Linked DNA regions of Homo sapiens: all the other regions are linked to region 3. A link is a loop called in an ENCODE intact Hi-C map of the cell type or tissue named here. Cell type or tissue: mammary epithelial cell. All regions are shown on one strand. Links, peaks and the distances in the headings refer to the core of each region. The heading gives the core; the rest is flanking DNA. Region 1 overlaps HSF2BP (heat shock transcription factor 2 binding protein). Region 2 has its middle 29 kb from the start of CRYAA. Region 3 overlaps HSF2BP (heat shock transcription factor 2 binding protein).

The links. Hi-C counts contacts between places; a loop is a spot of excess contacts. Peaks named below come from ENCODE experiments on the same cell type or tissue, not always from the same donor. Only the 100,000 strongest peaks of a DNase experiment are listed, where the experiment ranks them.
Region 1: it touches region 3 in a loop (9-fold over the local background); 9 of 110 quality-filtered maps call a loop at or near these places.
Region 2: a loop joins it to region 3, with 6 times the contacts of the local background. A loop is called at or near these places in 2 of 110 quality-filtered maps.

Annotation. Positions count from the first base shown.
Region 1 is chr21:43,580,453-43,590,753 of GRCh38, forward strand. The region is part of intron 8 of HSF2BP (heat shock transcription factor 2 binding protein); the gene reads right to left. Among named protein-coding and RNA genes, the nearest start is that of H2BC12L, 20 kb to the left of the region's middle. RefSeq lists an enhancer at 3,218-3,719. In mammary epithelial cell, for the core only: no CTCF peak of the experiment used is centred there; a DNase peak (open chromatin) is centred at 5,789; H3K27ac peaks cover 4,455 bases.
Region 2 is chr21:43,192,839-43,203,139 of GRCh38, forward strand. No RefSeq gene overlaps it. Among named protein-coding and RNA genes, the nearest start is that of CRYAA, 29 kb to the left of the region's middle. In mammary epithelial cell, for the core only: a CTCF peak has its summit at 2,417; DNase peaks (open chromatin) are centred at 1,323, 4,153 and 4,633; H3K27ac peaks cover 5,313 bases.
Region 3 is chr21:43,642,237-43,652,537 of GRCh38, forward strand. HSF2BP (heat shock transcription factor 2 binding protein) reads right to left here. Exons shown (of 9, transcript NM_007031.2): 4 at 2,053-2,156. Among named protein-coding and RNA genes, the nearest start is that of HSF2BP, 12 kb to the right of the region's middle. In mammary epithelial cell, for the core only: CTCF peaks have their summits at 3,480 and 4,612 (motif pointing left); DNase peaks (open chromatin) are centred at 2,575, 3,465 and 4,535; H3K27ac peaks cover 1,022 bases.

The DNA of each region.
Region 1 (10,301 bases), core at 1,293-9,292, 62 kb before region 3:
CAAACATTTACATTATGTTTCTTGTTAAAGTTATCATGTAAGCATTGATTAATCAAAGAAAACAGTCCCAGCATTCTCTTGTGGAAAGGCTGACACCTTTGTTCTATTGGACATTCTGAAGGAGAAGTTTCAAGTCAATAATGTTTGAGACATTTTTTAAAAGATAAAAACCACATTTTGTAGTAGCTCACGTTATTAGCCCCGTGTTTACACTAAAAGGCTCAACACTGGGCTAACGCAAAACTATCAAGAGAAACACTTGACCAACATAATAAAACATTCACATGTAAAATTCTTTGTCGGTGAAGATCTTAAATATTTTGCTTTTCTATCAAATGGCCATCCACAGCTCACATAATAAAGAAGTTGCTTACTAGAATCATAACATATACAGTATTCTGACAATGCCACATATTTGGGTTGAAAAGAATTATGAAGACACATCACTGAATATTCACTAGTTACTAAACCCTCTGGCCTTTCTCTGTGTTACGTGATATAGCCAAATGCCAGACACTGAAGGGAATCAGATGCCATATCAGAAGGCAACTGGTGCCATGGAAAAGATGTGGAATCAAAGTTGGGGGAGTGGGCACACTGCCCTCAAGGGAAGGAAGATGATGCTTAAGTTAGCTTAAGAAAGGTAAAAGGCAGCCGGACGCAGTGGTTCACGCCTGTAATCCCAGCACTTTGGGAAGACGAGGCGGGCGGATCACGAGGTCAGGAGATCGAGACCATCCTGGCTAACACGGTGAAACCCTGTCTCTACTAAAAATACGAAAAATTAGCCGGGCGTGGTGGCAGGTGCCTGTAGTCCCAGCTACTTGGGAGGCTGAGGCAGAAGAATGGCGTGAACCTGGGAGGCAGGGCTTGCAGTGAGCCAAGATCACGCCTCTGAACTCCAGCCTGGGTGGCAGAGTGAGACTCTGTCTCAAAAAAAAAAAAAGAAAGAAAAGAAAGAAGGATAAAAGGAGTCACTTATGAAAGATGCTGGGATAACTCAAAATCTGAGGAAAAGCTATACAGCCCACCTGGACAGGGATAAAGCTGACTGCAAGCCATAGGGCTCCTCTGCATCTCAGGTCAGCATTTATGTCTTGGCTTCAGCAACTGACAACACAGATAAATTTTCTCCAGGTGGCCAGGAACACGGCCACAGGCAGCTCTAGAGTCACATCCAATAGTTTCACGGCCCAAGAAAGGCAAAAAAAACACTGTTCTTCAGCAGCTGAAGCCAGAAAACTCCTGGAGAAAGACTATGGCCCAGCTCAGAGCACACACCCACCACTAAAATCACTGCTGTGGCCACAGCCATATAGCTGGCACTGCCAAGTCTCACCTTAGCCAGTGGTCAGAAGGGTCTGTGCTGCGGGAGATGAGGGCCTGCTGAGGGAGATGAGGGCCTGCTGAGGGGCCCTGCTGTGGGGGATGAGGGCCTGCTGTGGGGAATGAGGCCCTGCTGTGGGAGATGAGGGCCTGCCGTGGGGGATGAGGGTCTGCTGTGGGAGATGAGGGCCTGCTGTGGGGGATGAGGGCCTGCTGTGGGAGATGAGTGCCTGCTGTGGGGGATGAGGGCCTGCTGAGGGGCCCTGTTGTGGGGGATGAGGGCCTGCTGTGGGAGATGAGGGCCTGCTGTGGGAGATGAGGGCCTGCTGTGGGGAATGAGGCCCTGCTGTGGGGGATGAGGGCCTGCTGTGGGGAATGAGGCCCTGCTGTGGGGGATGAGGGCCTGCTGTGGGAGATGAGGGCCTGCTGTGGGGGATGAGGGCCTGCTGTGGGGGATGAGGGCCTGCTGAGGGAGATGAGTGCCTGCTGAGGGGGATGAAGGCCTGCTGAGGGGGATGAAGACCTGCTGTGGGAGATAAGGGCCTGTTGCGGGAGATGAGGGCCGGCTGAGGGAGATGAAGACCTGCTGTGGGGGATGAGGGCCTGGTGAGGGGGATGAGGGCCTGCTGCAGGAGATGAGGGCCTGTTGCGGGAGATGAGTACCTGTTGAGGGAGATGAGGGCCGGCTGAGGGAGATGAAGGGCCTGCTGAGGGAGATGAAGGGCCTGCTGAGGGAGATGAAGGGCCTGCTGAGGGAGATGAGGACCTGCTGAGGGAGATGAGGACCTGCTGAGGGAGATGAAGGCCTGCTGAAGGAGATGAAGGCCTGCTGAGGGAGATGAAGGGCCTGCTGAGGGAGATGAAGGGCCTGCTGAGGGAGATGAGGACCTGCTGAGGGAGATGAGGACCTGCTGAGGGAGATGAGGACCTGCTGAGGGAGATGAAGGCCTGCTGAAGGAGATGAAGGCCTGCTGAGGGAGATGAAGGGCCTGCTGAGGGAGATGAAGATCTGCTGTGGGGGATGAGGGCCTGGTGAGGGGGATGAGGGCCTGCTGCGGGAGATGAGTACCTGTTGAGGGAGATGAGGGCCAGCTGAGGGAGATGAAGGGCCTGCTGAGGGAGATGAAGGGCCTGCTGAGGGAGATGAGGACCTGCTGAGGGAGATGAAGGCCTGCTGAGGGAGATGAAGGCCTGCTGAGGGAGATGAGGACCTGCTGAGAGAGATGAAGGGCCTGAGGGAGATGAAGGGCCTGCTGAGGGAGATGAGGACCTGCTGAGGGAGATGAGGACCTGCTGAGGGAGATGAAGGCCTGCTGAAGGAGATGAAGGCCTGCTGAGGGAGATGAAGGGCCTGCTGAGGGAGATGAAGGGCCTGCTGAGGGAGATGAGGACCTGCTGAGGGAGATGAGGACCTGCTGAGGGAGATGAGGACCTGCTGAGGGAGATGAAGGCCTGCTGAAGGAGATGAAGGCCTGCTGAGGGAGATGAAGGGCCTGCTGAGGGAGATGAAGACCTGCTGTGGGGGATGAGGGCCTGGTGAGGGGGATGAGGGCCTGCTGCGGGAGATGAGTACCTGTTGAGGGAGATGAGGGCCAGCTGAGGGAGATGAAGGGCCTGCTGAGGGAGATGAAGGGCCTGCTGAGGGAGATGAGGACCTGCTGAGGGAGATGAAGGCCTGCTGAGGGAGATGAAGGCCTGCTGAGGGAGATGAGGACCTGCTGAGAGAGATGAAGGGCCTGAGGGAGATGAAGGGCCTGCTGAGGGAGATGAGGACCTGCTGAGGGAGATGAAGACCTGCTGAGGGAGATGAGGACCTCCTGAGGGAGATGAAGGGACTGCTGAGGGAGATGAAGACCTGCTGAGGGAGATGAAGGACCTGCTGAGGGAGATGAGGACCTGCTGAGAGAGATGAAGGGCCTGCTGAGGGAGATATGAAAACCTGCTAAGGGAGATGAGGACCTGCCGAGGGAGATGAAGGGCCTGCTGAGGGAGATGAAGGGCCTGCTGAGGGAGATGAGGACCTGCTGAGAGAGATGAAGGGCCTGCTGAGGGAGATGAGGACCTGCCGAAGGAGATGAAGGGCCTGCTGAGGGAGATGAAGACCTGCTGAGGGAGATGAAGACCTGCTGAGGGAGATGAAGGGCCTGCTGAGGGAGATGAAGACCTGCTAAGGGAGATGAGGACCTGCCGAAGGAGATGAAGGGCCTGCTGAGGGAGATGAAGGGCCTGCTGAGGGAGATGAAGACCTGCTAAGGGAGATGAGGACCTGCCGAAGGAGATGAAGGGCCTGCTGAGGGAGATGAAGGGCCTGCTGAGGGAGATGAAGACCTGCTAAGGGGGATAAGGACCTGCCGAAGGAGATGAAGGGCCTGCCGAGGGAGATGAAGGGCCTGCTGAGGGAGATGAGGACCTGCTGAGGGAGATGAAGGGCCTGCTGAGGGACATGAAGACCTGATGAGGGAGATGAGGGAGTCCCAATATCTGCAGTCCATGCACTGGAGACTCTGGACAGCCAATGTGTAGTGCCAGTGTGAAAGCCAGCAGGCTCGAGACCCAAGAGCTGGTGTTTCAGTTTGAGTTCAAAGGCAGGAAAAGGCCCACATCCCAGCTCAAACAGTCAAGGCAGAGATCCCTTTTATTCAGCCTTTTTATTCTGTTGGGGCTCCAACTGACTGGATGAGAGCCACCCAACTGGCTGAAGGCAATCTGCTGTACTCAGTCTCCTGGTTCAAATGTTAATCTTATCCAGAAACATCCTCATAGACATACCCAGAGTTAATGTTTGGCCAAATGTCTGGGCATCTCATGGTCCAATCAAGTTGATATAAAAATTAACTCTCTTAGGGACCACCTAGGTGGCTTGAATAAAAGCTTCAAACCTGCATGAAAACCAGCCTACTAATTCTCAGAAGAGATTTTCCCCCCACTACACTCAATGCCAAAGGTCAAAACAATTTTCCTTAAAAAACTTTCGGATTAAGCGAGTATCTTCAGTTTACCCCGACACTGCTGGGAAAGACCCTTGGGAGTTTCCTCTCAGGATGCTCACCTGAGGTGGGACCGGGGCTTTGTCTCCTATCCCCCACACCCTGGGAGCCATGGAAACTAAAGGACAAGTTTGAAAAATACCCTCAAAGCAAGAAGTTAAGTTCTCTGTTAACCTCTCTGTCCTCCCACTTTCACTTGACTTTCATGCTCTAGGTATAATTTTATTTAATTATTTATTTATTTATTTATTTATTTTGCGGCCAGGAACAGTGGCCCACACCTGTAATCCCAGCACTTTCGGAAGCCAAGGCAGGAAGATCACTTGAGACCAGGAGTTCAAGACCAGCCTGGGCAACATAGTGAAACCTCATCTCTACAAAAAAATGTTGTAAAAACTAGCCAAGTATGGTGGTGCATGCCTGTAGTCCTAGCTACTCAGGAGGCTGGAGCAGGAGGATCCCATGAGCCCAGGAATTCGATTTACAGTCAGCTAGCATCACTCCACTACAGTCCAGCCTAGGTGACACTGCAAGACACTGTATCAAATAAGTAAGTAAAATGTTTTTTTGTGTCTCACTCCGCATTTTGACTGTTCAGTAAGGAGAGGTGGTCAGGGATTTTTCCATCATACCCCTGGCTCCCAGTTCATGGCCTGGAAGGATGGAACATAGGGAGACCTATAGGAAGCTCTCAACCCAAGGTGATGGTGGCTCAAAACTGGGTGGGAAAATTAGCTGGGCGTGGTGATGGGCGCCTGTAATCCCAGCTACTGGGAGGCTGAGACAGGGGAATCGCTTGAACCCAGGAGGCAGAGGGTTGCAATGAGCCAAGACTGTGCCACTGCACTCCAGCCTGGGCAACTGACCAAGACTCTGTCTCAAAAAAAAAAAAAACACCTAGGTGGGAGTGCTAGCTGGTGATCAGATTCTGGAGATGTTTTGAAAGTAGAGCCATCAGGATTTCCTAACAGACTGAATGAGGGCGTAAGAGATTAAAAGGAGTCAAGGAGTCAAGAATCACTCGAAGGTTTTTTAAAAGTCTGAGACACTAGAAAAATAGAATTGTAATCAATAGAAATTAGAATTTGGTGTGAGGGAAGATTAGGGGTTTAGTCTGAACACATTGAATGTGAATGTTTATTAGATGTCCATGTGGAGATATCAAGTAGACAGCTCAATCTATGAGGCTAGAGCTCGGGACAGAGGTCTGGGCTGAAGGCACAAATCTGGAGAACCTGATCAATGCTTTGTGTTACTCAGACAAGCCAAATAGATGTAAGATGGAAATAACCGCCTATCTGCCCTTTTAGCATTGAAAACATGGTAGGAAATGCAGTTTCCTGTGATCACAATACTAGTCTGCATTAACAGTTACGTAACATGTGGCCACCATCTCAATACACTCTGTCCTCGTCGGCTATTTGCTCGAGTTCTATGCCAGTTCTGTGGCTTAAGAGGAATGTGAAGAATGTGGACAAAGCCTGGGAAAAAGCCAGCCATGTAGCTGAACGAAGGGAAGACAAATGAAATCTAGCAAACGTTAAAGGAAATGAGATGATTTAGTCAGGGATGATTAATAGCAACTGGTCTCGTACTCTGAATCAGGGAAGTCTAGATACTTGAAAGTAACCTGCCACCTTTACAGCAAGCAAACAAAAGAAAATGAGTTTTCATTGCAGCATGAGATTTTTTTTTTCATTTCAAGTCTTTTATCCCTAAAGCATGAGATATTTAGACTAGAAATAAAAGAGGAAAACTAGCACCTATTTAACACCTACTACATTAGGTGTTGGCCTAAACACTATTGCATTTTAATATACATTAAGATCCTTGAGGTAGAAATTCTCATTTTATACATCAGAAAAGCAGGATTCTAAAAGGTTAGGTAAGTTCACAAGCAGGAAAGCTGCAATTCAAATCTGGGTTGAATGAGTCCAAAGCTCGTGTACTTATTAAAATACATCAAATTTCTTAACAGAAATTGATAAAAGTAGGAACTGATTACTGAAAGGGATAATGAGATCTTTTTTTTCCTCGATCTTATTTTTTTTTTTAATGAAGTTTCACTCTTGTTGCCCAGACTGAAGTGCAGTGGCACGATCTTGGCTCACTGCAACCTCTGCCTCCTGGGTTCAAACAATTCTCCTTTTCCTCGATCTTTTAAAAATTAGAAGAGCTTCTTATCTGTCCAGTATATTTTCATAAACTAGATCTACCTAAAACCAAAGGAATAGAAGAAGCCAGTTTTCAAATTATCTCTTAGTCCTAAGCAGTTATGATTCTAGATTCTGAAAACAGTCTAAATTCTGAAAACAGTCCCACTACCACCAGCACCACGAACTATTTTTGTTCCTATTTTCCTATTCTATAGTAAACTATATATTCACCTTCTAAAACACATATGAAATTCTATAATTTAAGATTTAAAGTAATCCCATACATAACTCAGGAGTCAAACATCCTAGGCTTAAACAGATCTTGTTTTGTTTGACTTTAGAACAAATGATTCTAAAGATTCTAAAGTAAGATGACCTTGCAATGGATTTATGAGGGGTTGGGCTGTGCTCACTGTGTTGAAAGAACCAGTAATTATTTTCACGGATAAGAAAGCCTGGGATGGCCAGGCACGGTAGCTTACGCCTATAATCCCAGCACTTTGGGAGGCTGAGGCGGGCAGATCACCTGAGGGCGGGAGTTCGAGACCAACCTGACCAACATGGAGAAACCGCATCTCTATTAAAAATACAAAATTAGCCGGGCGTGGTGGTACATGCCTGTAATCCCAGCTACTCAGGAGGCTGAGGCAGGAGAATCGCTTGAAGCCGGGAGGCGGAGGTTGTGGTGAGCAGAGATCACACCATTGCACTCCAACCTGGACAACAAAAGCGAAATTCTGTCTCAAAAAAAAAAAAAAAAAAAAAGGAAAGCCTGGGATGATGTCCCAGAAGCAAAAAAAAATTGCATTAACACAACTTAACAAGCACCTCATATTATCCATAAGCCAAAGCTTAAGCAGGAAAAGTCCACCTGAGTCAAAGAACACACTCTCTGATGAGTGGCAGAAACTTGGGTTGCTTGCTACTGACAGAACTGCATAAATTAAGATGAAACTCATTACAATTTTCACTCACCCCCGGAAACTTCCGGAGGACCAGAGCTAAAAGGGCCATAGAGAACATTTAGGCTAAACTCCTCTTTTTATGAGAAAGTAGGATTACTGGCTGCAAATTAGCCTAAGTAGAGACTGGCATATTGTTTCAGGGCAACTGACCCAGAAGCCAAGCAAAGCCAGACCTAATGTCAACTAAATGTGAGAAGTCATCCAGTACTGGCCCGGCACGGTGGCTCACGCCTGTAATCCCGGCACTCCGAGAGGCCGAGGCGGGTGGATCACCTGAGGTCAGGAGTTTGAGACCAGCCTGGCCAACATGGTGAAACCTTGTCTCAACTAAAATTACAAATATTAGCCAGGTGTAGTGGCAGGCACCTGTAATTCCAGCTACTTGGGAGGCTGAGGCAGGAGAATCGCTTGAACCCAGGAGGCGGAAGTTGCAGTGAACCAAGATTGCATCACTGCACTCCAGCCTGGGCAACAAGAGTGAAACTCCATCTCAAAAATAAATAAATAAATAAATAAGAAGTCATCCAGCACTAAGGCTTCCACCCGAGACATGTCCTGCTGAGCAGCAGTCCTGTAGCGTTGTTGGGAAACAGGGTCTGGAGCCAGGCGGTCGGGGTCTCAAATCTCAGCTCCACCACCCCATAACTATATAACCTTGGCACCTTACTCACTTCCATGCCTCAGTTTCTTCATCTATGATACAGAAACAGTATTTACCTTACAGGGTACTGACAGACATAAATGTAACAAACGTAACACACTTAAAGCCATGACTGGTACTCAAGAAGTATTAGGTATTCTTATTTAATTATTCTCTCCCTGGCACCACCAGCATCCTCTCCCACAGACTGACACTGTCCGCTTGCTCACGGCCCGTAACAACCAGCCTGAATAGTTACCTTACAGGTCAGGTCTAGGAACCACCTCTGATTCTATGATTCTTGAGAGGAAAAAAGCTGTCTGGTCAAGTATCCAACCCTGGTGGGTAAGTGTTGTCAATGGAGTACAAGCATAGCCCCCTGGACCTGCCCTCAAACTGTGGAGGGTCTAGGGCTTTACCCTACTTGCAAGCTTGCAAGCTAACAAGCTAGCATGCTAGAGTCTTACAGACACTGGCAGAAGACACAAACTCTTGAGTCTGAGACCAAGAACTTGTTATAGCAACAGCCATAGCCAGAGCATTTATGCCAGTTTAAGACCCAATTCCACAAGGCCACATACATGCTGTGTGGGCTGTGTCACAGGAGAGGAACCCCAAGCTCTGGCTGAACTTTGCCCTAGAGGGAAACATTATCTTTACTACATAAGGGTAAACAAACCTACCCTTTTTGCTCTGGAAGGAGACAGTATCTCTGTCCTCTAAGGATGTCTGCTATACACACATCCTTGAAAAGCTAGCCAGAAACAAAGGAGGTCAGTTCCTCTGCTCTTAACACATGAAGAAACAGGAGTGACCCTTGTGTCTCGACAATATCTAAATAAATGAAGACATATACTTGTGTTCATGGATTGTAAGTCTCAATATTGCTAAAGTGTCAATTATCCCCCAAAATGAACTGTTGATTCAACACAATCCCAATAAAAATTCCAACAGGATTCTTTTTGGTAGCAAGTGACGAGCTGATTTTTAAATTCATATGGAAAGGCAAAGGGCTTAAAAATAGCCAAAACAACCTTGAAAGAGAACAAAGTTGGACGACTTATACTACCTGACTTTAAGATTTATTATAAAGCTATCAAGATTTATTATAAAGCATGGTATTGGCATAATGATCCAAAAATAGATGAATGGAACAGAACAGAATCCAAAATGACCTTCACATGTATTGTCAACTGACTGTCAACAAGGTGCAAAGGCAATTCCCTGGAGAACAAAGTCTTCAAAACAAATGGTACTGGATCAACTAGATAGAAAGTCTTATGCAAAAAAACAAAGCAAACGATAAAAATAAAAACAACAACAACAACAAAAACTCTCACCACAAACAGATACCAATTCAAAACAAATCATATACCTAAACGTGAAATGCAAAACTATAAAACTACTAGGAGAAAACACATTAGAAAACCTTTGTGACACTGATTTAGGAAAAAATTTCTACAACAAAAGCATGCTTCTTCGAAGAAAAAGAATTATAAACTTTATCACAATTAAGATAGGTCTTCTGCTCTTCAGAAGATGCTCTTAAGAGAATGAAAGATGAGCCACAAGCTGGGAAAAAATATTTTTCCAACACATTTGTCAAAGGACACAAACCGAATACATAAAGAACTCTCAATATTCAGTAAGAATCTATCCAATTTTTTTAAAATAAACAAAACATACAAACAGATATCATCAAAGAAGTTACGTGAATGGCAAAACATGAAAAGATACTCAACATCATTAGTCACAACAAAAATACAAATTAAAACCACAGTGAAGTATCACGGTATCCCTATTGGAATGTCTAAAATTAAAGAGAATGACCATACACTAATACAATGCTGCTGGGAATGTAAGATGGTACAAGCACTTTGGAAAACAGGGTGGCAGTTTCATAAAAACTAACATGCACCTACCACATGTCTCAGTGATCCCACTTCTAGGTATTTACCCAAGACAAACAAAAGCATATGTCCATGCAAAGACTTGTACAAGAATGCTCCCAGCAGCTTTATGTATAGTAGTCAAAAGCTGGAGACAACCCAAATGTCCATCACTAGCTGAATGAATACACAATTGTGGCATATCCACAACATGGAATATTTAGCAATAAAAAATAATGACCTATTAATAGACACATGGATAGACATGGATGGGTCTCAAAATCAACATGGATGGATCTCAAAATAATTATGCTGAGTGAAAGAAGCACGGCAAAAAA
Region 2 (10,301 bases), core at 903-8,902, 450 kb before region 3:
CAGAGCTTGCACCAACCCAGAGCTTCTGCCAATGCAAAGCTTCCACCAAGCTAGAGCTTCCACCAACCACGAGCTTCCACCAACCACGAGCTTCCACCAACCCACAGCTTGCAGCTCAGTCTCCAGAAAGGGGGGAGCTGCTCTGTGGGTGGCATTCGTTCCAGGTGCGACCCTGAGGGGATGGCCAGGCTGGGGGCTGTGCTTACTTTCCAGAGGGCAAGAGGAGACAAACCAGGGCCTGGGGCTATACACACATGCACGCGTGTGCGCACACACACACACAGAGGACACATCACACACACCCAGACACACACACACACACGCACTGCACACATCACACACCCAGACACACACACACACGCACTGCACACATTACACACCCAGAGACACACACACACACAGGACACATCACACACACCCAGACACACACACACTCTGCAAACATCACACACACTGCACACATCACACACCCAGACACACACACACACGCACTGCACACATCACACACCCAGACACACACACACACGCACTGCACACATCACACACCCAGACACACACACACACACGCACTGCACACACACACCCAGACACACACACACGCACTGCACACATCACACACCCAGACACACACACACACTGCACACATCACACAGATACCACACACACTGCACACACCTCATGACACACACACACTCACACAATGCCTTCTCCATGGCCAGGGGACCTGGGGCCTATGCCTGTGCCCGTGCCCCTCTGTCTGGGGGCCTGCCTGTAGGATGGTGGCCTCCTGAGGCTGGGCTGCATGGCAGCGTGTGGGGCCAGGTGTCTGAGCTCCATCCTCCTGGCCGCCACCACCACGCTGCTGGTGAGCTGGGGCGGCCAGAACTCAGCACCATGGTCCGGGCGTTCAGCAGCAACTTGGATTCCTCATTGCTCTGCGGCTGGGCATCCCACAGCCGGGACGGGGGCTTGGGCCTGGCGAGGCCCCTCCTGGTTCCCACAGGGTCCTCAGAGCAGGGGCTGGCTCTGCTGTCCCTTCCTCACCTTAGGAGGGCACCCACCCTGCGGGCTCAGGACCACTGCACGATTGGGTCTTACCCTAGCGCTTCTCCACAGCTCCCTCTCCAGACACAGCTCCCTGGGGAGGAAGGGCTGCCAGCAGGGTTCTGGTGACACAGCCACCTGCCCTGCAGCTGTGGCCTCTAGGCCCTGCTCTGCACCCCTCTGGCTGCTTCCTGGTGTGGATCCTGGGGCCTCTGGGCTTCCCCAGATGTCTCAGAATCGAATCAGCTTCCCTCCCTCCCAGTAGCAAACCTCAGAATGATTCAGCCCCAGGAACCTCCGGACGCTGCTGTTGCCTGGGCCCATCCATCCCCGCCAACAACCCTGCCAAGCCTGCTCCCTCCTTTCCCCTCCCATGAGAGGAGCCGTCCCCGCCTGGCCTTCCGGAAGCTTGTGGGCCTCTTGGATGGAGCATCCTGCCTCTCAGTGTTCTTTCCGATAAAGCCCCCTCGCCTATATGCTGATTTGTTTCATTTGACACCCATCAAAGGGCATCTGGGTCCCCTACCCAGGGCTGTCAAAGTTGACCCTTCTCTGGAACTGGCTGATTTGATCACCTGGGCCACCTGAAGGAGTGGGGGGACTGATGTGTGCCCCGTGCATTTAGAAGCAAGGAGGAGGGGACGGGAACTGCTGTTTCCTAGAATGGTTCTGTGATGCTGGTCTGCCTGCTGCAGTGGGGAAAGAGGACGTTCTTGCGGACCTTGACCTCCATGCCGGCAGCCGGACCCCGGAGGTGAGAGTGACTCTGCTGCACCCTGGACGCACCTCCCCCCTCCTCATTTCTCAGGCCTCCTCCACCCTTTGTGCTGTGGGGAGGGAAATAACTAGAGACATCGTCACATTGCATGTGACGGGAAGGTGACATTCTGGTCTCAGAGCCTGAGGCTGATGGCCTGTGGGGAAATTTCAGGGGAGCACAGAGAGGAAGAAAGGAGAACGGAAACCCGTCCAGGGGCCCCAGCCGGCCCTTTGCAAACAGAGGCAGGGTCAGGCGAAACCGAGGGCCAGGTCGCAGATGAAGGCTGGAGTCTGAGGTCTGGGGCCTGGGATCAGCCTGTTTTAGCTGCTGCTCGGGTGCTTTCTGCGGAGGGGGCTCATCACACTCTCCACCCATGGGTGCATTCGCATGTGGGGCACTGCTCGTGGCTGAGACCAGGGTTTGGCTCCAGTGACTATTTGTAGGTGGCCTTTCCTCTGTGTCTGATCCCCAGCTCGTGGCTGCTGTGCCTTAGTGGTGTTCCATTCCTTCCTCACGGCAGCAGCCCTCTGGTCTCAGCGGAGAGCAGGGGACATGTCCCCCCAGGACGGGCTCCTGCTTGCTCCCGAGGGGCGCCTTGGCAGGGCGGACATTGGAAGCTGAATGCGGAGGAAGCATCCGGAAGCGGCGCTCTTGGCCTCAGCCCTCCTGTCCTGGGGTGAGTCAGGATCTCTGCTGGGGAGGGCTCTGGGGAGACAGCTCTGGAATCCTCTCTGCTGGGTTCATGCAGGGCCAAGCCTGGGTTTGACCTTCATGCATGAAGGAAGGAAAGCGGGTGGAACAGCTGCGGACGTGGAGGCAGTGGCGACAACGGACTTGACTTTAACTGGAAGCTCAGGAATACTGTGGTCGTGCTGTCAAATCTCTGTTATCTCCGAAGGGGCAGCGGGGAGGTTCCCTTGTGTCAGGACAGACGGGAGGTGTGCGGGGGAGGCCGGGGGAGGCGGGTGTCTGGACTGGGGTCTGAGCAGCGCTTCAGGGAGGAGGGGGCCTAGCAGGGCAGGAAATGGCCAGATGTTGTTCTGCAGCCCCGTGGATAGGGGTCCTGGGGACAGGAGAAGCCCTTGACAGTGTCAAATAGAAAACAAATCTGGACGTAAGTCACGGGGGAATGTATTAGAAAGGATATTGCGAGAAAGCGTGGGGCCCATTGCACCAGGGAGGGCATGCCCACTTTCAGAGCGGGGAGTGCCTGAGGGTTGGGGAAGAGTGAACAGAGGGAGAGAGACTGAGCGGTGGGAGGTGGGGAAGGAAGGGGCGGGAAGGGGCCATGAGGAGAGAAGATCTGATCTGAGGCCCTCCTTTTCACAGAGGGGTTGGCTGTGGGACGAAGCCCCTTCCTAGCTCCTGGCTATCTCTTTAGGTGTCTTTTGAGTTTCACTTGTCACTGTGAAATGTCTCGTTCGTTTGGTGTTTACTAGTTCATTTCCTTTTAAACAAAGGAATTTTTCCCTCGCAGGATGCTCTACAAGTCACCAGCAGGCATGTGGAGTCACTGTTGGAGTCAGGCATCCACTCCAGTGAACTGGAGGAGAAGGGCTAGGGTCGAGGAGTATAAAACATGGTAGCCAAAGGCCTGGCTACTTGGCAGCGTTTGTGGGCATCTTTCCCTAGGGAGGGCTGTGGGCACAGGCAAATGTCTAACACAATTATCTTTTTCTTCTTCTTTCTTTTTTTTTTTGAGACAGAGTCTTGCTTAGTCGCCAAGGCTGGAGTGCAGTGGTGCTATCTTGGCTCACTGCAACCTCTGCCTCCTGGGTTGAAGCAATTCTCCCACCTCAGCCTCCCGAGTAGCAGGGATTACAGGTGTGTGCTACCACGCCCGGCTAATATTTGTATTTATGGTACAGATGGAGTTTTGCCATATTGCGCAGGCTGGTCTCAAACTCCTGGACTCAAGCGATCCTCCTGCTTCAGCTTCCCAAAGTGCTGGGATTACAGACGTGAGCCATGGTGCACGGCCTGCAGCTGTCTTTAGGTCTAATCAAATGTTCCTGAAATTTGACTTTACAAAGATCTGCTAATTCAGAAGAAAGCGCTTTACTCCCAGAACTGTGAAGCCCTGCAATGGACAGACCCAGGTTACTCTACTCAACTGTGGCTTTTCCAGGAACCGCATCCATGGGAAATCCCAACTTCATCCCACTTTAGGGAGAGCCACACATTTGTACATTCTGCATTTTACTTTTTGTATTTTTGAAAGAAGGAGCAAATACGGTCACATAAAGTAACAAAACAACGATTGTTAGAAGGGCTTTGCATGAATCCCTTATTGTTCTGCTCTGCAACCTGACTTGGCCTCTATTCCTGGATGGCCACACCCAGATTTGTTCCCTCTTCGTCAAGCCAAGCCCAGGGGCTCTTGTATATCCCTGTCAGCCTCCCAGGATCCGGCACTGGCAGGCGCTTAGCACGTATCTGTCACAGGTGGTTTAATTATCTGTTTGGACCTTCTCAAGTTACAATTCTAAGGAGTCCCAAGGAAGTAAAGTGATTTTAAAAACACAGAAAACAGTTTTCAGAATTTCTGCAGCCAGCCATGAAGGAGTAGCTAGGATGGAACTTATGCTGTCTGTTTCTGTTTTTGTTTTTTGCCAAAAGAACTAGAAAGCTGGACAAAGCAGACAAAACAACTGGCTTTGGACATCAGGACAAAAGGCTGTGCAGGGCTGGCATCCCTAAGAGATAGGAAAAAAATGAAGTAAGTTGTGCAATCAACTCTGTTTTCTGGCTGGAGGCAGTTTTCATACTGTCAGGCAGGGAGGGGGAATCCAAGCACAACATGGTGATCTAGCTGAATTGAGAAGAGTGGGCTATGGGGAGGCAGAGGTGAGACAGGGTAGCAGAGAGGAGGAAGATACTCAAATAAAGAAACTCAAATACCTGCATAAGGTCCCTTTGAGCATTCACTTAATACCAATCTGTACATGCGTAGGTGGAATTCCAGGAAGTGAATAAAGAACAGTGAGGTGTTAAGCTGAACAATTCCTAGAACTCACACCAGGCTGCAAGAAATTTGAACTCCTTCTATTCAGTTGGAGACCTCATAGAGCACTTGGGGCAATCAATAGACAATACACGGCTCACGCCTGTAATCCCAGCACTTTGGGAGGCTGAGATGGGCGGATCACCCGATGTCAGGAGTTCGAGACCAGCGTGACCAACATGGAGAAACACCGTCTCTACTAAAGATACAAAAAATTAGCTGGGCGTAGTGGCGCATGCCTGTAATCCCAGCTCCTCGGGAGACTGAGGCAGCAGAATCACTTGAACCTGGGAAGCGGAGGTTGCAGTGAGGTGAGATCGCGCCACTGCACTCCAGCCTGGGCAACAAGAGTGAAACTCCGTCTCAAAAAAAAAAAGAAAAAAAAATAGAGAATACAAAGGATCAAGCTTTAGTAGTAGGAATAAATTAACTCTAGAGTATAGGCAACTCTAGATAACCCCAAAAAAATGTAAAAGCAAGCCTCAAAAAGATCAACCTCATCTGCAAGTAACTTTATTACTTGCCAGAACAAATGTCAACACTATTTATAAAGGAAAAAAAAATCTATACGTTTATCAATGTTATATTCAAAATGCCTGTCACCCAATAAAATATGGTGAGATATGTGAAGCAAAGATTGTGATCCATAACTAGGAGAAAATATCAGTCCATCAAATCAGGCCCAGGAATGATGGGAATGATAGAATTAGTAGATAAAAGAATTTTAAATGGCTATTATAAATATGCTCAAGCATGTAACAGAAAACATGAATGCAAACGGAAGAGAAAAGGAAGGTATTGAAAAAAAAATGGGATGTCTAGAAATGAAAAATAATTTTTCAACTGAAAAGTTCACTAGAGGGGATCAACAGCAGATTAAAAACTGCAGAAAAAAAGATCAGTAAGCTTGAAGACAGGGCAATAAAACCTGTCAAAACAGAAGTATATAGAGGAAAAAGACTGGAAAAAATGAACAGAGCCTCAGGAATGTTGTCTAACATGCTTGTAATTGGAATTCAAGAACAAAAGAAGGGTGAGAGAGAGTAGCGAGAAAATGCATTAGGAAAAATAATGGCCCCCAAAGTTGTCAAATTTGATAAAAAGTGTAAACCCACAGGTCCAAAAAGTAAAACAAATCTCAAACAGCGTAAACACTAATAAAAGTATATCAAGGTATATCATAATCAAGTTGCTGAAAACCTATGATAAAAAGAAAATTTTAAGAGTGTCTAGAGGAGGAGAATCCTTACATTTTAGGGGAACAACAATAAGGTGACTGCAAACTTCTCTTTAGAAAAACGCAAGCTGGAAGGCAGTGGAATGACATCTTTAAAATACTCAGAGAAAAAGAATCTATTAACCAAAAATTTTATATTTAGCAAACATATCTTTCCAAAATGAAGGTGAAATACTTTTTCAGATACACACAAAAAATTAATATTTTTACTAGTGTGCCTATTCATCAATAAATATAAAAAGAACTTCTTTTAAGGTAAAAACGGAATCCTGGAAAACCCAATCTGAAATAAGCCAGGAAAGGAAAAATAAAAGAACAAAGAAGATGAATCAAATAGAAAACAAATATCAAGTTGGTAGACTTGAACCCAACTATGTTAATAATTATATCAAATGTAAATGGTTTAAACATTCTAATTAAAATGCAGAAACTGTCAGGCTAGATTAAAAAAGCAAGACCCAATTATATGCTAACTACAGGAAATTAGCTTTAAATACAAAGACAGAGAAATAAAAGTGGAAGGAGGAAAATGATACACCATGCAAACAGTAATCACAAGAGAGCTGGAGTGGCTAACACAGTAGACTGTAGGAAAGGAATAATATTACCAGAGATAAAGAGGGACATTTCATGATGATGAAAAAGCAAATTAATTCACCAAGAAGAAATAACAACCCTCAATTTGTATATTCCCAATAATAAACCTTCAAAATACACAAAGAAAATAATAATAGAACTGAAAAGAGAAATAGAAATCTATACTTAGAGATTTCAAAACTTCTCTCTCAATTATTAATAGTGGACAGAAAATTCATAAGAATATGGAAGACTTGAACATGCTATCAACCAACTTGATCTAATTGACATTTGTGTAGAATTCCAACTAACAAAAGCAAAATACGTATTGTTTGCAGGTGCGTATAGAATTTACCAAAGTAGATAATATTTTGACTATCAAACAATTCTCAAAGTTAAAAAGATTTAAATCAGGCAGAATATATTCTCTGACCACAGGGAATTAAACTTCCACAGTATTTCAGAAGCTAAGAGCTATACCATTTACCTGTCTATCTACTTTAAGGAACAGTGATAATTAATGTTCATAAAAATGAATTGAGGTGCTGAAAAAATCCTTATAAGGCATAAGACATGCCTTATATGTATGTCTTCAGAAAATTAAATGTAAAATAGGTATAATGTTAATATTTTATGAAATGTGCAAATGTACTCAAAATTGAGAGAGTAGTTCAAAGAAACCCATCCATATACCCGCCACTCAAATTTCACAATTATCAAGAATATAGGATATTTGCTTCACCAATTCAGTTGTTTATTTTCTCTATGCGGAAAAATTTTGAAGCAGACCTCCAATACTATACGATTTTACTGCTGCATATTATAGTTTGCCTCTGTAAAAACTGGATATTTTCTCGAGTGATCCCAATTCCATGGTCACACTTACTGTAAGTCATAGTAATTTTTTGTGATCATAAGATCTTGGAGCTGTTGCAGTAGGGGGGAAACCTCAGTGCAGAACTAAGCTCAGCTCTAAATACAGCAAAGACAGCTGGGAATTCATAGCCAAAGAGCAAAGCAAAGGGGTCAGTGGATGGAAAAGTACTAACAGGAACTTAATTCCATGTTTTATTAGTTTGCTAGCGCCACCAAAATAAAATCCACAGGCTGGATGGACATTAAATAACAGAAATTTATTCTCTCACAGTTTTGGAGGCTGGAAGTCCAAGATCAAGGTGTCATCAGGTTTGGTTTCTTCTGAGCCCTCTCTCCTTAACTGTCTTCTCCCTATGTCCTCACATGATCTTCCCTTTGTGTGTGCACATGTCTGTGTCTCCTAATTTCCTCTTCTTATAAAGACACCAATCATATTGGATTAGGTCTCATTCATATCACATTATACTTTAATAAATTATTTTATTTTTTAGTTTTTTATTTATTGATTTTTGAAACAAGGTCTTACTCTGCTGCCAAGGCTAGAGTGCAGTGGTGTGATTACAGCTCACCAGGCTCCCTGGGGTCAGGTGATTCTCCCACCTCAGGGACTACAGGCACATGCCACCATGCCTGGCTAATTTTTGTATTTTTTTGTAGAGATGGGGTTTTGCCATGTTACCCAGACTGGTCTCTGTCTTCTGGGCTCAAGCAATCCACCGACCTCAGCCTCCCAATGTGCTGAGGTTACAGTTGTGAGCCACTATGCCCAGCCCTTAATAAATAATTTAAAGAATGTATCTTTAGATATAGTCACATTCTGAGGTACTACAGGTTAGGAATTTAACATGTAAATTTTGGGGAGACACAATTCAGCCATAACAGACATCAAGGGTAGGAAGGTTCTTGCTAAAGGCAGGGCAATGACCTAGATATCAAAGGTTGGGGATGAGGGATTTGACCAGATACCAGAGATGGAGGGATTCTCACTAAGCTGACCTAACTCGTTTCTTGCTAAAACTGGGCTCATCAGCCCAAGGGTGTGGAGGGCTAAGGTTGAGGCCTAGTTGAGAAGGGGGCTCAAAGAAGACTAAAGTTTGGTCAAGGAGGGTGTCTTTGTCAAAGGAGACCTCCCCATTTTCAACCAAATCCCCTGTTTCAACTTTCAACTCTCTCCTTCACCCCACCTTCCATAATACCTGATATATCCAATCCTGAGCCATTCTGGGATTCTGAAGTATATCCCGAAGTAGAAACTGAGTGTCTGTGAAAGGCAAACACATCTTGTCTTTGTTTTTTTGAAATGACTTTTGTTCCTCCTTGCTGAAGAACAGTTTAGCTGGGTATAAAAATTCCAGGTTGGTAGTAATTTTTCTTCAGCATGTTGTTACATCACTTTCAAGTCTTTTGGAAAGACTTGGAATATTGTTCTTAATGAGTCCATTGGCAGGTTTTTTCTCCTTTTTAGGAAATCTGTCTTTCTCCTAGTAGCTTTTAATAATTTTGTTTTTTTATTATCATGGATGTTTGTTTTTATTTATTCTGTTTGGCATTTGATGTGCCCTGAGTACTCATGTCTTCAATTCTGAAAAATTCTTAGCCATAACCTCTTCTTACAGTGCCACACTGATATTTCCTGTATTTTCTAAAATTGAAATTCCTAATAAGCTAATGTTAAATCTTCTCTATCTGGCTTCATCTTTTAACTTTTCTTTCATATTTTCCTTCTGTTGACATCTGTATATTATTGTCTCCATCAGTTTCTTGCTAAAAACTCCCAATTTACCAGTTCCCTCTTCTTTATGTAGTATTTATCCCACCCATTGAGATTTAAAAATAATTTCATGACCATATTTTTCATTTCTAACATTTTAAAATTGGTTCTTTCCTATATTCTTCTGTCCTTCAAGATTTTTTTTTATTATTTTAATTTTTTTTGAGACACAGCCTCACTCTGTTGCTTAGGTTGGAAGTTGGAGTACAGTGGTGCAATCATAGCTCACTGCAGCTTTGAACTCTCGTGCTCAAACATTCCTGCTGCTTCAGTCTCCTAATTAGCTGGGACTGCAGGCACATGCCACCATGTCCAGCTAATTTTCAAATTTTTTTTTTTTTTTTTTTTTTTTTGAGACGGAGTCTCGCTCTTTCACCCAGGCTGGACTTCAGTGGCGCTATCTCGGCTCACTGCAAGCTCTGCCTCCTGGGTTCACACCATTCTCCTGCCTCAGACTGCCGAGTAGCTGGGACTACAGGCGCCAACCACCGCGCCTGGCTAATTTTTTGTATTTTAAGTAGAGACAGGGTTTCACCATGTTAGCCAGGATGGTCTCGATCTCCTGACCTCGTGATCCGCCCACCTTGGCCTCCCAAAGTGCTGGGATTACAGGCATGAGCCACCGCACCTGGCCAATTTTCAAATTTTTTAATAGAGACAGGATCTTGCTATGTTTCCCAGACTGATCTTGAACTCCTGGGCTGAAGTGATCCTCCTGCCTTGGCCTCCCAAAGTGCTGGGATTACAGGTGTGAGCCACTGCACCTGGCCTCTATTCTTCTATTCTTTACTGATATCCTTTTTGGCTTGTTTGCAACTCTCTGAGGATTTTAAACATATATAAGGTTGTGACTCTTTTGGTTGGTTTATTGTTTTAATTTCTCCCATTTGTTGTGTTTATCGGCTGGGTTTCCTGATGTTGGTTTTTCTCATGTGTTCTGAAAGTTTAGTTTGTAAATTCACCTTAATTAGGTGTTTCCTTTTTTATTTTGCTTTTGCCTCTTCCCCACTGCTTGCCCCTCTGTGTGTGAGTT
Region 3 (10,301 bases), core at 1,340-9,339:
CTCTGTAGTCCCAGCCACTCTGGAGGCCAAGGAGGAGGATCGCTTAAGCCCAGGAGGTCGAAGCTACTGCAACTATTATTGCACCACTGCACTCCAGCCTGGCAACAGAGCAACACCCTGTCTCAAAAAATAAATAAATAAATAAAATAAGTTTCTAGAGTCCCTCCTCATGATCCGTACAGGCCTCAACAGAGACTACAGCAAAGGCTACAGATAAGGCAGCTGCTAGAAGAGAAATGGCCTTGTTACAGCAACCTTGCAGGAGCTTTCCTCTGTATTCACCTTACAGGAGCTTCCCTCTGTATTCACCTTGCAGGAGCTTCCCTCTGCATTCACCTTGCAGGGGCTTCCCTCTGTATTCACCTTGCAGGGGCTTCCCTCTATATTAAATTGGACTATTCAACAAGATTTTTAACTATAAATAGGGAATAGTTGGGTAAAATATTCCCACATTTTAAGGTCAAAGTTCCAGGGCAACAAAACCCTAGCGATTTCAATGCTACTTTACCATGGCTGTTTCCTTCTTCTCAGTATGCATTTACTGGAATGGCTTCTTTTCTTTTTTTTTTTTTTTTTTTTTTGAGACAGAGTCTCGCTCTGTTGCCCAGGCTGGAGTGCAGTGGCACGATTTCGGCTCACTGCAACCTCCACCTCCCAGGTTCAAGCAATTCTCCTGCCTCAGCCAGGCTGGTCTCGAACTCCTGACCGCAAGCGAACCGCCCACCCTGGCCTCCCAAAGTGCTGGGATTACAGGCTTGAGCCACTGTACCTGGCCTGTTAGTACTATTATCATCCAAAATAAAAATATATCCAGGCCCCAAATTTTATAAAAAGTGTCAGAATAGTTCTAGTTCTATGGAAAAGGAAGTTATGCCACACAAAAAGTTAAACTAAGCAATTTTTAAGAAATATTAGTTTCTCTAATATTTATATAAAATATAACTGGCTAAAATGTAATAATCCCCAAATTAATTACATGTACTTCTGATTTAATACATCTATGTCCAACTATAAGATATTATGTACATGATTTTTTCCTCCGAGACTCTCATCGCTATGGTTTGTCCCCCTGCAAACTCATGTTGAAATTTGATCCCCAATGTGGCACTCTTGAGAGGTGGGGCCTAGTGAGAGGTGTATGGGTCATGGGAGTGGATTCCTCATGAAGCGATTAATGTGCTCTCTGGAGGGTGAGTGAGTTCTTGCTCTCACAGGAATGGATTAGTTTCCCTGAGAGCAGGTTGGTAAAGAGTCTGGCTTCCTCAGTTTCTCTCTCTTGCTTTCTCTCATCATGTGATCTCGTCACACAGCCAGCTCCCCTTCTGTCATGATTTGAAGCAGCCTGAGGCCCTCACCAGAAAAAGATGCCCAATCTTGAACCTTCCAGCCACCAAAATCTTGACATAAATAAACCTCTTTTCTTTATAAATTACTCAGCCTCGCCGGGCGTGATGGCTCACGCCTGTAATCCCAGCCCTTTGGGAGGCTGAGGCGGGCAGATCAAGAGGTCTGGAGATCGAGACCATCCTGGCTAACACAATGAAACCCCGTCTCTACTAAAAATACAAAAACTTAGCCGGCCGTGGTGGCGGCCACCTGTCCCATCTACTCGGGAGGCTGAGGCAGGGGAATGGCGTGAACCCAGGAGGCGGAGCTTGCAGTGAGCCGAGATTGCACCACTGCACTCCAGCCTGGGCGACAGAGCAAGACTCTGTCTCAAAAAAAAAAAGGAAAAAAAAAATTAATTACTCAGTATCAGATATTTTGTTATAGCAACACAAAATGAACTAAGATAATTATGAACCTTTATGTTGTAGGGCAGATTTTTAAACATAAAAGTTAAAAGATACCAAGTGAATGATCTACGTGTTAAATGGTTATAAAATCCATCTGTTCAACTACATTCCAACCCACTCAGAATACATACATTTACAAATACAATTTATTGAGGATTAAGAGTAAAAAATTCAGTCCCACTGCTTATCATAAGTGAAAGGCTGTAAGCCAGCCCCACTTTCTGGCTTGGTGAGAGTCTGTCCCTGAGCATGGTACCTTCTTCTCTCTTATGTTGTCGGCCTGCACGGTTTCCAGGCGGGCTTTAAAGTGCTCACAATCCATTTTCAGCTGCTCTAATTCTTGCTCTTTCCTTTCCAGGTCTAGGAGAAAGACATAAAATTACTCAAGATATTTCAAGTCACTAATCTCTCCCTAAGCATCTATTTTGCCCAGTCTTGACTTAGTAAAATGTGTACTGATTTCTTAGGTGAGAATATTTGCATTTCTTGACTTCTAGCCTGTCCTTGAATAACCAATATTCTAACAGTCCTGTTCTCTAAGTTCATCTCAGTTTTTAGCCCACAGCACAAAGGACTTTGGTTGTTTTCTGTTTTGTGTTTTTAAGGTTTCACTTTACTGCCAGACTAGTACTCAAGGCTTCAAGAAAACATGTTATTTAAAGGATGGAAGGCAGAGCTGAGAAGCCCGACTGTCTCATGGCACAGACTTGTCGCTACTCCATGAAAAGCAGAAGGCAGCTCAGGGAGTGCACGGCGCCAGCACAGGCTGATTCACAAAGCTAGTGTCACCCACTGGCAGACTGACTCAATGGGAACAACTGCAGTAGTAGGCACTGGAGGAGGGAAAGAACAGTGATAAAAATGAGAAAATGCTATAGTGAAAGAGTGGAAACTATGTAATACTTCCTCTCCACCGCACTCATTTAGTTGATGAGTCAACAACAGCCAACAAAAATCCCAAAAAAATCCACGTCAATAAATCAAGCAAAAGTACTATCAACTTTAAATTTAAAATTTTATGTTGCAGAAATACTGACACTCGAAAAAACAAATATATAATACAAATTTTTAAGTGTTTGATCTCAAAAGCTAGGAAATCATCAGTTTTTATGCCAACATATACCAAGATTTGAGGGTGCTAAGAGCTAATGGTCTAACTTCTTTGATTAAAGTAGCGATGCTTTAGGACAATGATTCTCAAACTTTAGCGTACATCAGAATCCCTGGAGGACTTGATAATACAGAGTCGGCTGGGTTCCATCCACAGTTTCCAATTTGGAACGTCTGGGGTGAGCCTGAGAATTTACATTTCTAACAAGTTCCCAGATGAGACTCATGCTGCCTGTCTGGGACCCACACTTTGAGAACTACTTCTGGGCGATAACCTGGTCTCTCATCACCAATAAAATAAAATGAACATGCAACACATGACCAGCAACAGCAAACAAGGGAACCCATCCACAGGAATGTGAAAAAGCAAAAAAATGGAGAGTAATGGAAGGCAGCTACCTAATATTTGTCACATGAAGGAATTTCACTTCTTTACACATTCCCTCTCCTAATCCTTGAACTGAGAAAAACACAAGGCAACTCTGGTTATCTGTTTCATTCTTGTACTGTCACTTGCGATGAGTGAGAAAGCCTCAAAGAGCCAGGCGCCTGGAAAACGGAACATTACTCCACCCTAGAGGAGAAAAAGCTCACAGACACTTCCTCAACTATCTGCAAACAAACGAGAAGCGGGTAGGGCTTTCGAATCTAGGGGTCTGAGAGGACAAGAGGAAGCCAGAATAAGACACTTGTGGGGACTGCTTAGAACCACACGTGTATCCCCAAAGCTCTAAAGGAAATGTTAAAAAGGAAGGAAGAAAGCAAGCTAGTCTCTAAATTTTCTAGAGACCCCGTCCTAGAAGAAAAATTAGAACCTAAAAGTAAATATTCAGACCAGCTAAACATCATAAAATTGGCTGGCAAAGCTTCTCATAAAATGCGTTTCTTAGGGGCCCGGCTCGGTGGCTTATGCCTGTGTAATTACAGCACTTTGGAAAGCTGAGGTGGGAGGATCACTTGAGGCCAGGAGTTCGAGACCAGCCAGGGTAAGACTCCCATCTCTTAAAAAAAAAAAAAAAAAAGTGGTTCTCAGAAATAGAGCAGAGTGCCTTTGGACTATTTCCTCTCCCTCAAATCACAGTTTCATTTTCTGCTCTTTTAAGAAATATTGTGCCACAATGACTTTCACTGGAATTCTTGATTTTATCCTAATCCCAGCCAAAAAATCAACTAGGAAGCACTATGCTTTAAAAACTACATACTTGCATTATTTGTAACAAAGTTAAATGGAAATACATTATTTATACACATACACACTACAATCATATGAAATACCACCTATGGTCACAGACAAAAATGAACAAACTGAAAAACTGAGATGAAATTTGTGATTTAAAATTTTTTCTTTGCATTTAACTGTTAAATTTGGCTTCTACTATTAAACGGTATATTACTCAAACATGGTAAAAGAGACAGGAAATCTCTACAAGCCTTATCATGTGTAAAAACCTGTGGGAATTAACTTTGACCACCCAAAACGGCTCTCTTGCATTACGGTAATTTCATAATCACTTGTTCCAGACAGCTGTATGCAACCCTAGTGTAAGTTAACATACCAAAGGGACAGGGTTAAAACATCCCACTCTACGATAGGCAATCTCATAGAATTCCAGTCAGTCATCAGGGAGGCCACACCCATCTACGCCAGGCTCCTGGGGAGGTGACAAGTGCCCTTCTGCTGTATGAGGCCGCCACCTTGTGGCCAGATGGGAGCATTGCTGCTGCCTCGGAACAGAACCCTGACCTTGCATTTTCAACTTGGCCCCACTGCATGCATGCTACCTAAAAGCACCCTGAAGGCAGGGATTTGCATAGGTTTTCTTCTATGCCCACCCTCCAAATGTCTATATGGAATATAGTAGGCAATACATAAATATTTGTCACATAAATTTATTTCACTTCTTTATACATTCCTTCTGCTAATCTTTGAACCAAGAAAAACACATGGCTACTTTATCTGTATGTCTCATTCTCATACAATAAGAATATATTACTTTTATATTTTTTTAAGCCCAGAGACAGAAATAATATGAACAGTGAATATTACAAACAACCTAAATCATAGACCATTTAAACATCTATGTATCTTCTGAAACAACAATTTTTTTTTTCCCCGAGACGGTGTCTCTCTGTCAGTGCAGTGGCACGATCTCAGCTCACTGCAACCAACGCCTCCCAGGTTCAAGTGATCCTCTTAACTCAGCCTCCCGAGTAGCTGGGACTACAGGCGCCTGCCACCAACCACGCCTGGCTAATTTTTGTATTTTTAGTAGAGATGGGGTTTCACTATGTTGGCCAGGCTGGTCTTGAACTCCTGACCTCAAGTGATCTGCCCATCTTGGCCTCCCAAAGTGCTGGGATTACAGGCGTGAGCTGCTGCACGCAGTCCATAATCCTTTCTTAATACAGGTCTAATAACATGAGAATGGCTGTGTCTCTTGATGCTCAATTTATTCACAGGGAGGGTACAGAAAGCTAGAAAGGAAAATAAGGGTTTCTAAAACACTAATCAAAGAAAACTGCACAAACGGCGTCAATTTATCTTACCATTTCTTTATCACCTGGTATGTGAGGTCAGGAGTTCAAGAGCAGCCTAGACAACATGGCAAAACCCCATCTCTACTAAAAATACAAAAATTAGCCCAGCGTGGTGGTACACGCCCATAGTCCCAGCTACTCGGGAGGCTGAGGTATGAGGACTGCTTGAACCTGGGAGGCGGAAGTTGCAGTGAGCCAAGATCACGCCAGTGCGCTCCAGCCTGGGCGACAGAGCAAGACTTCATCTCAAAAAAAAAAAAAAAAAAAAAAAACTAAAATCAATCTTGCTGAACTCAAATTAATTCTGTTGATTTCCCAAACCAGAGTCAGGGAATTTTGCTTTTCATTCACTGACACACATATATGACATGAACAGCAGAGCGGTCACGGGTGATATTAAAACACCACACACCTCTTCCGCCTCCATCTTGACCACCTTGCCACCTTCTCTGTCCATAAGCTCCCCAAGTGTTTTTTTTCCCTCTACTTTCCTATGTTCTGGACAATCTCCACCCTGATCTGTGCCCCAAGAGGCAGATGTGAAGACCCACAGTAACAAGGCTCCCTCGTCCTATGGCTTCCTGTTGGATGCAATAGCAGCCCCGCAGGAAACTGGAGGACTAGAGAAGATGACCAAGGATGGGACATGTCTCCCCACTCCATCCTCCCTGCTGGGCTTCATCCTCCTGGGTGAGGTCCCAGGTGCTGTCAAGCATCTTGTCTGGAGCAACGCCTCTCGCCACGTCTGGTACCTCTCTCCCTTCTGCTCCTTCAGCCCAGGGGAGGCAATGGCGCTCCACTCGTTAGTTCCCGGATGCTTCTTTCTCCAGGCACTGGTTCCCCCAACCCTGATCACACTTTAATCTCTTCACTTTACTCCGTTTACTCCTTTTGTTCCCTGCCAGGATATGGATGTGACACACTCTTCATGTTCTTTTATCTGGGCCACAATAAACTCCGAGTCAAAGTAATAATCCTTTTTTGGTGCTGACTCTTTGGTTCTACTCTTCATGGATATTTCTCAAGTTCTTATTTCTACAGACTACAAATAATTCTTCCCAGAACTGAAATGGGGGTACCCCGTATCAAACTCTCAGGAAATTAATCTCAAAATATCCTACACTTTAGAAATCACATAGCGCAGTGGTTTTCAAATCCTACTGCTAAGAATCTAAGAGTACCTGGGGAACAACTACAGTCCCATAAACATTCAATTAATATCTCCATTTTACAATGTTATTTACAATTTTTATTTGGAAGTAATTTCAAATTCACAAAAACTAATGCCAAAAAAAATTCCTGTTATCTCTCTTTACCCAGACTTACCTACTATTAACATTTTGTTTGCCTCATTTGCTCATCATTCATTTATTTAATTAAAAAAATTTTTTTGAGATGGAGTTTCCCTCTGTTGCCCAGGCTGGAGTGCAGTGGCATGATCTCAACTCATTGTCACTTCTGCCTCCTGGGCTCAAGCGACTCTCCTGCCTCAGCCTCCCAAGTAGTTGGGATTACAGGTGTGCTGACCGCGCCTGGCCTTTTGTTTGTTTTTCAGTTTGGGGTTTTTTTTATTTTTTTGAAAAAAAATTTTTAAATACAAAAATGAGCCGGGCATGATGGCGCGCACCTGTAGTCCCAGCTATTCGGGAGACTGAGGCAGGAGAATGGCATGAACCAGGAAGGCTGGGGTTGCAGTGAGTCAAGATGATGCCACTGTACTCCAGCCTGGGTGACAGAGGGAGACTCCATCTCAAAAAAAAAGAAAGAAAAATCTGTTGGTCAAATATCTCACCAGCGTATCATGGCTACACTAGTTCGCATTCACTGCTGATATTTTCAATGACCAAAACAAGGCTGGTTCACATTAACATCAAAAAACATATAAACAAATTTTAAAAGGTTAAAATTATTTAACATTTTAATTATTTCAGAAATGAGGCCAACATTTTAGGTGTGCTGTCAACATACAAAAATAATTCCAGCTCCTCTGAGACTGTCAGTGAATATCTGACTGCCACTAAGGTGCCAAATTGTCAAATGCAGCATAATGCATGAAAAGTGTTTTCTGTAAGACAATGAAGATTTAAACAGACTGAATGGCTTTTTTATTATTTCTCTCCAAAATGAACAATTGCCAATCAAGGAAAGCAAAGAATTGCTCGATCTTAGCGATTTAATTGTAAAACAAAAATATCTGACTCCTCTTATTTCAAGCTTCATATCAGTTTAATTAGAAAGTGTCTTCATGTTGCTAGGTGAACTACTTCAAAACCACCATCTGCAACTCCTTATCTGTGGGATTGTGTCTTCTTGCGACTTCACAAGCAAAACTAAAAACAAACTGGATGCTGAAAGTGATCATCCAAGTACCTTCCAAAATCCCTGATACTAAATTTGTGTTTTCATCGCACCACCTTCATTGTACTTACTGATTTTATAAGTCAATGTTCTAAAACTTAATTTTAAAAACAAATACCCAGAAGATACAGTTTTCATCTATTTTACATCTAGAACCATCATATACTATTATATAATTTTTTTTTTGAGACAGAGTCTCGCTCTGTCGCCCGGGCTGGAGTGCAGTGGTGCGATCTCGGCTCACTGCAAGCTCCGCCTCTGGGGTTCACACCATTCTCCTGCCTCAGCCTCCCGAGTAGCTGGGACTACAGGCGCCCGCCACCATGCCCGGCTAATTTTTGTATTTTTAGTAGATACAGGGTTTCGCCATGTTAGCCAGGATGGTCTCGATCTCCTGACCTCGTGATCCGCCCACTTCGGCCTCCCAAAGTGCTGGGATTACAGGCATGAGCCACCGTGCCCGGCCCATAAAATTTTATTTATAAAAAATAGGATTTTCCTAGTTTTAAACAAATTTTTGATACCCACTGATTTATTCACCACTGTTGGATGAATAAAGCACAAGAAGGGATGAAAGAAAACAGAGGGTGATATCTTACTAAGTACTTAAGTGCCACTACCTTAACAAGTCAAATGGAGGTTCCTATAGTGTTTTCAGGCTTGCTTTTTTTTTTTTTTTTTTTTTTTGAGATGGAGTCTCACTTTGTCACCCAGTTTGGAGTGCAGTGGCATGATCTGAGCTCACTGCAACCTCTGCTTCCTGGGTTCAAGCGATTCTCCTGTCTCAGCCTCCTGAGTAGCCAGGATTACAGGTACATGCCATCACACCCGGCTAATTTTTGTATTTTTAGTAGAGATGGGGTTTCACCTTGTCGGCCAGTCTGGTCTCGAACTCCTGACCTCAAGTGATCTGCCAGCCTTGGCTTCCCAAAGTGTTGGGATTACAGGCGTGAGCCACCGCACCCGGCCCGGTTTACATCTCTTGCAAACATAGCTGAGTCTTACTCGAACCTCCCTAAACTTTTCCCAAACTCATGAAGTGACAATGGCCGAGCCAGAAGCTAAGCTGCTGGGCTGTGAATTGGAGTCTCTCTTCATTTCCCCAAGGGTTCACATAGTTTCCCACACCATCTGAGGAGGTGTTATTTACCAGGGACTCCTATGAGCCAGTCACAGTGGCACACACCTTACAGAGCTTATCTCATTTTAAGCTTTGCCATAGCCTATGAGGTAAGCATTACTGTCCACATTTTGTAGACACTAATCAGCAGGCAGTATATAGATGATCCTGTATCTCCATACTCTCACTGCCGATCATAAATCATGACACTTTGTCCTGACTTAACCACCAAGACTAATCAAACGTCCCTTCCATTCCATCCATACAGCCACAGTCCCACACACTAATGGAACTCACGACCTTCCTTGATGAATGCTCTAATTCATCTTCCACCCAATTCTTCAAACCTATCCTACACTCACCTATAAAAACCATTCTCCTAAAAAACGTCATTTTGATCACTATTTTGATGGTTATTTCCATGTGGTAATTTCCAGTTGACTCTCATCTCAAATTAAAAACAATCTATGATTGTCTTCCATAAACTGTTCATTTTCCATCCCTAATTCTGCTATACCCCCAATCCTTATTCCATACAGCAATCAAACACTAGCTGATGAACCTGCAATCGGTCCTGCTCAATCCCATGTGTGACTTTCACATGCCACCGCCCTGGCCTAGAATATCTCCCCTTCTCCTCCTAACAAATCATGCCTCTCCCCAGTACCCATCAACTCCCTAAGACTCTCAGGCAACACCTTCGTCAGTATTATTGCAAACTGCCATTTACCTTGCCCAGTCCTCCCAAAGGGAGATGCTGGGCTAGAGTCAAAATCAAGCCCCATTCGCTACTTGATGTGTCACCTCAATCCTCTAGCTGGCTTACAAGTTACTGTATAGCCCAAGCCCATCCAAACAAAACTATATCCACACTCTAAAAGAAACTTCTCAAATCAGGTCTACTCCTTCCCTGCCTGTATTCATTCCTACCTTCAGGTTGCCTTTAGTCACTGCTTAAGATTGGAAGCACATGGTGACTCATGCCTGTAATTCCAGCACTTTGGGAGGCCAAGGCGGGCAGATCACTTGAGGTCAGGAGATCGAGACCAGCGTGGCCAATATGGTGAAATCCTGCCTCTACTAAAAATACAAAAATTAGCCAGGCGTGATGGCAGGCGCCTGTATTCCCAGCTACTCTGGAGGCTGAGGCAGGAGAATAGCTTGAACCCGGGAGGCAGAGGTTGCAGTGAGCTGAGATCACACCACTGCACTCCAGCCTGGGAGACAGAGCCAGACACCATCAAAAAAAAAAAAAAAAAAAACAACTGGAAGTGCACATTAACCTCTAGAAGCAAAAGGAGTGGATACTGGACAATAGGGCTAGTGGGAGAGTAGAAGAATCAGTATGTCAAACGGCTCTTGCTGCCACAGTACAATCG